Linked DNA regions of Homo sapiens: region 2 is linked to region 1. The links are chromatin loops, found by intact Hi-C in ENCODE. Cell type or tissue: left ventricle myocardium inferior. All regions are shown on one strand. Links, peaks and the distances in the headings refer to the core of each region. The heading gives the core; the rest is flanking DNA.

Region 1 (4,402 bases), core at 247-4,246:
CTCATTGTTCAATTCCCACCTATGAGTGAGAATATGCAGTGTTTGGTTTTTTGTTCTTGGGATAGTTTACTGAGAATGATGGTTTCCAATTTCATCCATGTCCCTACAAAGGACATGAACTCATCACTTTTTATGGCTGCATAGTATTCCATGGTGTATATGTGCCACATTTTCTTAATCCAGTCTATCATTGTTGAACATTTGGGTTGGTTCCAAGTCTTTGCTATTGTGAATAATGCCGCAATAAACATACGTGTGCATGTGTCTTTATAGCAGCATGATTTATAGTCCTTTGGGTATATACCCAGTAATGGGATGGCTGGGTATATACCCAGTAATGGGATGGTATTTCCAGTTCTAGATCCCTGAGGAATCGCCACACTGACTTCCACAATGGTTGAACTAGTTTACAGTCCCACCAACAGTGTAAATGTGTTCCTATTTCTCCACATCCTCTCCAGCACCTGTTGTTTCCTGACTTTTTAATGATAGCCATTCTAACTGGTGTGAGATGGTATCTCATTGTGGTTTTGATTTGCATTTCTCTGATGGCCAGTGATGATGAGCATTTTTTCATGTGTTTTTTGGCTGCATAAATGTCTTCTTTTGAGAAGTGTCTGTTCATGTCCTTCGCCCACTTTTTGATGGGGTTGTTTGTTTTTTTCTTGTAAATTTGTTTGAGTTCATTGTAGATTCTGGATATTAGCCCTTTGTCAGATGAGTAGGTTGCGAAAATTTTCTCCCATTTTGTAGGTTGCCTGTTCACTCTGATGGTAGTTTCTTTTGCTGTGCAGAAGCTCTTTAGTTTAATTAGATCCCATTTGTCAATTTTGTCTTTTGTTGCCATTGCTTTTGGTGTTTTAGACATGAAGTCCTTGCCCGTGCCTATGTCCTGAATGGTAATGCCTAGGTTTTCTTCTAGGGTTTTTATGGTTTTAGGTCTAATGTTTAAGTCTTTAATCCATCTTGAATTGATTTTTGTATAAGGTGTAAGGAAGGGATCCAGTTTCAGCTTTCTACATATGGCTAGCCAGTTTTCCCAGCACCATTTATTAAATAGGGAATCCTTTCCCCATTGCTTGTTTTTCTCAGGTTTGTCAAAGATCAGATAGTTGTAGATATGCGGTGTTACTTCTGAGGGCTCTGTTCTGTTCCATTGATCTATATCTCTGTTTTGGTACCAGTACCATGCTGTTTTGGTTACTGTAGCCTTGTAGTATAGTTTGAAGTCAGGTAGTGTGATGCCTCCAGCTTTGTTCTTTTGGCTTAGGATTGCTCTAGAAAACCCCATTGTCTCAGCCCAAAATCTCCTTAAGCTGATAAGCAACTTCAGCAAAGTCTCAGGATACAAAATCAATGTACAAAAATCACAAGCATTCTTATACACCAACAACAGACAAACAGAGAGCCAAATCATGAGTGAACTCCCATTCACAATTGCTTCAAAGAGAATAAAATACCTAGGAATCCTACTTACAAGGGATGTGAAGGACCTCTTCAAGGAGAACTACAAACCACTGCTCAAGGAAATAAAAGAGGATACAAACAAATGGAAGAACATTCCATGCTCATGGGTAGGAAGAATCAATATCATGAAAATGGCCATACTGCCCAAGGTAATTTACAGATTCAATGCCATCCCCATCAAGCTACCAATGACTTTCTTCACAGAATTGGAAAAAACTACTTTAAAGTTCATATGGAACCAAAAAAGAGCCCGCATCGCCAAGGCAATTTCATTTTATTTTTTGAGACAGAGTCTTGCTCTTTCACCAAGACTGGAGTGCAGTGGCACGATCTCAGCTCACTGCAACCTCTGCCTCCCAGGTTCAAGCAATTCTCATGCCTCAGCCTCCCAAGTAGCTGGGATTACAGGGATGCATCACCATGCCTGGCTAGGAGATATTGGTTTTGCCTATCACTCCTTTCCAGTAATGAGATATTCCTTTAAGAAAGTGGATTTCTCCTAATCCAGCTCTGTGCTTTTCGTAGGAGCTGCCAGCTGGAGCATTCTCCTTCCCCACATTTACTCCCTCTACCCTGCCACCCAGTGGTGGGGACATGACCACAGTTTGTTCAACCTTATTTCCTCAGCCCTGGCCACAAAGATTGGTTCATATCCACAGATGGGTACCCAACCTAAGCTAGGACTGAGTTCTTTCTTGCACTTTCCAACTAGAGTTAGTGGAAAAATGCTTTCTTTCTTCCCTGGAGATTATATGATAAGGAGGGCAGCCCATAGCTGCTTGTGGCCATATTTCCATTCTCTTCTGAAGTCTAGCCTGAGAGAATCAAGTCTCAATGCAGAGAGAAGCAGAGGTGAGTGACACCGTTTCCTGATGGTACTTTAGACTGGAATCCATCTTTAGAGAGAAGCAGAGATGAGTGACACAGTGTTTCCTGATGGTACTTTAGACTGGAATCCATCTTACTCCAAGGCTAGTGCAATGCTCTCTCTTGGTTTGTTTACATGTGCCGGTAAATCACCCTTTCTCCTTAAGCTGTTATGACTGGAGCATCTTTCATTTGCAAACAGAGGTCTGAGAACCCAAAACAAACATTTTACAAGATAATCAGGGGAGTGGTGGTGTTCTAGGTCCAGAAATATGTGTGTGGGGGGGTGGGCCAGCCCTCATTGTCCTGTGATTAAATAGGGGTCATTGTGTATTAAAGTTACTGGACATCTTTTCACACTTTATTCTGAAGTGAATTCAGAGGCCAAGGTGACCAGATTTCTGAGAATGCCAGTTAATATTATTCTGGGACAACAATGGCCTTGACAACCTCCCGGACTATTGAATGTGGGTGAGGCTGCAAGGGGCCTGTGGAAGAGCAAGAATGTGCAAATATTTGATTTAGGATCTTAGTGCTAGATGTCAGTCGACTGACTTAGTTTCCCCACCAAATAAGAGAAGCAACATGTAGCTCCAAAAGAAAATCACTGTTTTGATCCATAATGGATCTTACAATGACTGGCTTTATTTAAATTTTAAATTTGCATCTGTTCATAAATACCCATGTTTTTCTATACAGGTAGTTTAAAAAAAAAATCCACAAAAATAAAGAGAATAATGGGCAAAAAAAGGGTAAGATTTAATGTTTTCTTCCCTATCCCAAGCCATTAGAGTTCTAGTCCCTCAGTATTATTTAAATTTTGCCCTATCAAAATATCCAAGAAACAAAATTGTCATTATACAGTAAATAATATTGAAAAAAATGAAACTAATAAGAATTAGAGACCTTGCGATTATATATATATATTTTTGCACCGGGTTTAAAACGCAATTGAAAAGTTGAAAGCTTCTCGTAAGCGAGCTGGGGAACTTTCTCCAATGTGCTCTACAATCATTGTCAGTTTCTTCTAATGAAACCAGTGGAAAATCTGGCTAATGCCTCAGAATAAGGACTTTTAAATGGATAATATTCTGTGACGGATTTTATTCTTTTAGGTTTCATGGTGGTAAAAGCAAATTTACAAACTGCCTTTATGTTGTTTCATTGAAAGAAAAAACTGTTTCAAGTTCACAATGTTACATGGCATTTGAATCCTGGGAAAGCACTATACGAAATTGAAAATGAATATCAAATTCACATGAAAAGCTTTACCATGTAGTCAGGTGCTGGGAGTGTCTCCCTTTCTGAAACTACCACATCGCCTGCTTCCTCCTCCTCCATTTGATTCTGCATTGCTCCTCTTTTTCCACAATTACTCATGAGTAATAAAGAAAGCCAGAGTAAGAACGATGGCATGTTCCTGGCTTTGCAAGAGTGGCACACATCAAAGGAAGACATTTTTCCCAGGAACCACAGCTTTGCAAGAGATTCACCAGGCAGGAGTGAAGTTTGATATTACTGTGACATAGCAGAGGGAATGCCCTGAGTCTCCCAAAGCTGGGAAAGGCACACTAGGGTATGGTCAGCGGCTGCTCTAGAGGGTGACTCTCCAAGTGTTGCTTGTGCAGTGGCAAGGTAACACACATCTCTAAGCCTCTGCTTATTCTTAGGGAATTCTTAAATGTACTTACCTTAGAGGTTATTCTTAGAATTAAATAGACATGGAATGCTTAGCAAAATACCTGGCCCATAGCACTGTATTAATTGTTAACTAGTATTCTTGCTAAAATTACAGTCTGAGATTTGGAGTTTTTTTGTTTGTTGTTTGCTTGTTTGTTGCCTAATGGTGTGTTTATAATTTGTTAGCTGGAGAAGTCTTTTTTTAAAAAGTCAGAACCAATGTGGCTATTAACAATTTTCTGAACTACCCACATTTCATCTCCAGCCAGCCTTCTCTGCTTGTTTCTGGTTCATTTGCCTATTGGTAAAAAAAAAAAAAAAAAAAAAATTCTGTTCTCTTCCCTGTGCCCTAGTCTGTCAGCCTGTGCTTTCAGACAGCTCTGTCTCA
Region 2 (4,402 bases), core at 119-4,118, 220 kb before region 1:
AGCATTGGAAACTGATTATTTACTAATGTTACTTAATGCTAGATAGAGAAAGTAGGACATAAAATTTTAGTTTAAAAATGCACAGAAATGCAAAAAGGTTAAGGGTTTGAGATATTTAAGTTACCTTCCCTATTTCTCAAACTTATATTACTTTCTCTTCCTCATGAAACAATAAACATTTGAAATAAGCAAAGTACAATGAAACTCTTTGAATAAAATTTTAAAGTGTTGGTTTTCAAAAAGGTTAATCCTCAGACTCTTAAAATCTAATATTCTAGGAAGGCTTGAGACTGAAATTTTCCAAAATTGTATAGTTCACTGACTCTTTTTTTGTATTGAGATTTAAAACATTGTTAATTTCCTTAGCATTTATGCTAGATGAAGATGTTATAATGATTGAAATTCAGGTCCTGTTCTTATATCTAAAGGGTTATTACAGACTGCTATTTTCTGAGAGCTTTGTTTCTGCTTTTCATGATTTTCTTATCTTCTGTTCCTGCAAGATACCACAAAGCCGTTTATTATGAATGCCTATTTGTTGTTATTGCTGTTATTTTGCTTAATTACCTTTCTTAAATTTGTTTCTGATCAGCAAATCTGCCTGATAATTGGAATTGATACAGGAGAGGCAGTGTAATATTTTCTCTAAACCCAACCTTAGGCAAATCTCTAGAAATTTATAGGTAAGTTAGTACTGAGGCTATGTCCTGCCCAGCTTTGCCAGAAAACATTTCTCTTTTAAAATACTTATTTGCAAATGCTCTCAGTACACAATTCTCATGACGGTTTTATTTTAAACTAAAATAATGAGATTCAAATTGGTGATTAAATAAACAAAAAGCAAATTCACATTTTAATTTTCAAAGAAAAAAATCTTCCTATAAAGAGTTATTTGCCATAACATTAGTTTCTAAAATATCAAGTCTGATAAGTTATGCCCGAAACCATTAGGTTTTATAAAAAAGAGGTTAATATCTAGACCCAACTATTCTGCAATAACTCATCAGGATTCAAACTTATCACTTAGTACTTGTATGTCTGATATCCCTACAGCATTTGAATAGGACTCTTAATAGCAACATAACCATGTTTTGTTCATACTTAATGAGTAAAAACATAGATGTTTTTCCTAATACCTCATCTTTCCTAATATCCAGTGTCTGCTACTAAATAATTAGGTATTAATACCTATTACCTTTCCTAATATCCAGTGTTTACCACTTACAAGTTGATACTAGCTTCTGAGTCTGTCCATCTGTCAACTACCTAGCTTGCAAGGTTGTTGTGCCCAGGCTACAGAAAACTACTGAAACCTATCAGATGTTTAATAACTGACAACTTAATTTAATTCAGTATACAGTTATCTAACAGTTAAAGCCAGAACTTTGATAGATAGTACTTGTCAATATCAGGGTATTTCAAAATTGAGAATCAGCACATCAATGAAAACAAATGACTGTACTCTCAATATGGTAATCAAAGACTCAACATGGTCTAGGTCACCAATTCTCAAACCAGCCTCTCTAAGAATCACCAGGAAAACTCTAAAAACCACAAATACTCTAAGACAGGAGTATCCAATCTTTTGACTTCCCTTGGCCATACTGGAAGAATTGGCTTAGGCCACACATAAAATACACTAACATTAATAATAGCTAATGAGTTTTTTTTTTAATTGCAAAAAAAATTTCATAATGTTTTAAGAAAGTTTACAAATTTGTGTTGGGCCACATTCAAAGCTGTCCTGGGCCACATGTGGCCCGCAGGTTGTAAGGTGGTCAAACTTGCTCTAAGAGGTTGAATAAAACATACTTTGCCTGTTTATAAAAACAAAACACTGCACATATTCTTTGGGAAATGGGAAACAGCCATTTTTCCCCAGGTGGTTCTTTTAGAAATTTTGGAATCACTGGTCCAAAAGAAAAAAATTGGGATACCGAGACCTGGTTTCAAAAAGATTCTGCCCTACCAGGTATTATCTTGAAGACAAACTACAGCCTTGCAAAATGAGACTGTTACTCCAGGACCTTCTAAAAAAACCCACCTACTCCTGAGACTGAAGACCAAATGCAGATATGTAACTTAAGAATGCTTTGGAAACTAACATTTCTAACAATACAATATTAAATTATTCACAGGCCTTTAAAGACCCAAATCTCCACTCTCACAAAGAAAACAGATTCCACTGATTGAAACACTTCATTGAGAACCTAATGTTCCAGACACTTTTATTTAAGGAAGGATCCTATGCAAAATTAGAAGAACATTAGACTCTCTAATGACTTTAAACTAGTAGTCACTAATGTGGAAGAAAAGGAATTAAGAAAAGAAAGAATGAATGAAGGAAAAGAGTTATTTTAGATATCACCTCCCTTGACAGCACTATCTAATATATCTTTCTGTGATGATGGAAATCTTTGGTATCTCAATTGTCCAATGATAACAACTAGCCAAATGTGGTTATTAAGTACTTAAAATGTGACTCAAGTAACTGAAGAACTGAATTTTTAACACAATGTTAATTTAAAGTTAAATTTAACAGCCACAAGTTACGAGTTACTGGAAAGTACAACCCATATTACATTTAAAAATTTATATCATACTTTTGGAAGATATGGACAGGGGATGGCAGAGGAAATACAAAAAACTAAGATTCCATGTATAAGAAACTTTCTTATTCTTAATTTTTTGAACATTTTTCTACTAGGAAGAGATACATCCATACACTAGAACTCTGCAGCCTAAATCTTTTCTATTTTATATTCAATGGATATAAAAACATTTGTCATGAGTATTTAAAAAAGAAAAAAAAAGTCACCAAAATAACAAGAGCTTATGCAGTATTAAACTGTAGGATATTGAAATGAATGCCAACTGAGACTCAGTAATGCCTGCCCCAATTTCCAATGCTAGCTCTGCATGTCTATGATTTTGGACAGGTCATTTAGTTCTTTTGGGTCTTAAACACCACATACGCAAAACAGGGCAATTTCTCTGCCAAACATTCTTTAGAGAATCTAGACAACAGATATAAGGTAGGTAAGATTCTTTTGTACCACATTAATATGTAAAGAATTAGGCCTATTATTCAATATGTATCGATTGAGGGTCTACTGTGTCAGGCCTATACTAGATAGCAAAGGACATAATGGTGATCAATCACAAAGTCAGCTTCTCATGGAGCTTGAAGTTAGCTTAAGTTGACTCAAGCAACCATGTTAATAGATATACTACCACTAACTAAAGCCATTAAGGGAAAATGAGTTTGTTCTAGACTGGAGGATGAAGGCCTCCTCTCAAAAGAAATAAGGACTGAGGTGAAATCTTAAACTGAAAGTTAACAGTGGGTGTATGGAATGGTGGAAGGGAGAGGAAGAGTCCATGGAGAGTACCATGTACAAAGGCCACGTGACCAAAGAATTATTGTGCCACTGAGTAAGTGAAACACTGAAGAAGAGGCAAACCAGAAATAGACAATGCAGGGAGCATTGGGCAACAATGATCAGTTTTGTTTTGGGCACAATAGTGATGGGAAAGCACAGTGAATATGAGAAGCCCAGTTACAAGGCTATTGCTGCAGCTTTGTTGGTGCAAAAGTCATTGCGGTTTTTGGCATTACTTTCAATGTCAAAAAATGCAATTACTTTTACACCAACCTAATAGGATGGTAGCAGCTTAGATGAAAAGAATATTTAGAAATTCAAGTTGACAGAACTCAGTGATTGGATGGGGGAATGAGAGAAAAGTGTCAAGGATGACTCATAGGTTTCTCACTTTTGCAGTATGATGAATAGTGGTACCATTCCGAGAGATATAGCACACACTGGCAGAGGGCCTGGATTCTTGTTTCTGGAGGGAATGGGAAGAAATACTAAGTTTGTGAGCTTGAGTTATCTTTGAGACATAAAACAAAAATGTCAAGCAAGCATTGGATACCCAGAACTCAGAGGAGTGTGGGTAGAAGACGAAATTTCGGGAGTCATTGGACTACAGATGATGTAGCATAAGGAGAGAAAAAAGAGGAACAAGGAAGGAGAAAAGTCCAAATAAAGCCTTGAGGATGTTCAGGTTAGAGAAGGAGGCGACTGCAAAGGATGCGAGGCTGAAAGAGTCAGAAAGGCAGAAGGAAAACTAAGAAGCCAAGGAAGTGACCAAAACACTTCAAAAGAACACCAAATGCTGCCTGAAAGCTGAACACTGCTCAAAACAAAACAAAACAGAACAAAACAAAAACTTCCTGAAATTTGTGATAAGAATGGAGATCACTTGTGACTTTAACAAGAACTATTTATGCAAAATAGAAGCCACACTACAGCAGTTTGAGTAAAAGGTAAGGAAGGAAAGACGGCAATTATAAACAATACTCTCAACAAGTCTGGCTGAGGAAGGAAGGAAAGAGCTT

What was found. Peaks named below come from ENCODE experiments on the same cell type or tissue, not always from the same donor. Only the 100,000 strongest peaks of a DNase experiment are listed, where the experiment ranks them.
Region 2: it touches region 1 in a loop (2.1-fold over the local background); 52 of 110 quality-filtered maps call a loop at or near these places.

The regions. Positions count from the first base shown.
Region 1 is chr5:127,876,004-127,880,405 of GRCh38, reverse strand. All of the region lies in intron 6 of CCDC192 (coiled-coil domain containing 192), which reads right to left. Among named protein-coding and RNA genes, the nearest start is that of CCDC192, 170 kb to the right of the region's middle. RefSeq lists an enhancer at 4,370-4,402. In left ventricle myocardium inferior, for the core only: a CTCF peak has its summit at 2,048 (motif pointing left); a DNase peak (open chromatin) is centred at 2,025; H3K4me3 peaks cover 306 bases; H3K27ac peaks cover 993 bases.
Region 2 is chr5:128,092,959-128,097,360 of GRCh38, reverse strand. All of the region lies in intron 1 of SLC12A2 (solute carrier family 12 member 2), which reads right to left. Among named protein-coding and RNA genes, the nearest start is that of SLC12A2, 11 kb to the right of the region's middle. In left ventricle myocardium inferior, for the core only: no CTCF peak of the experiment used is centred there; no DNase peak of the experiment used is centred there.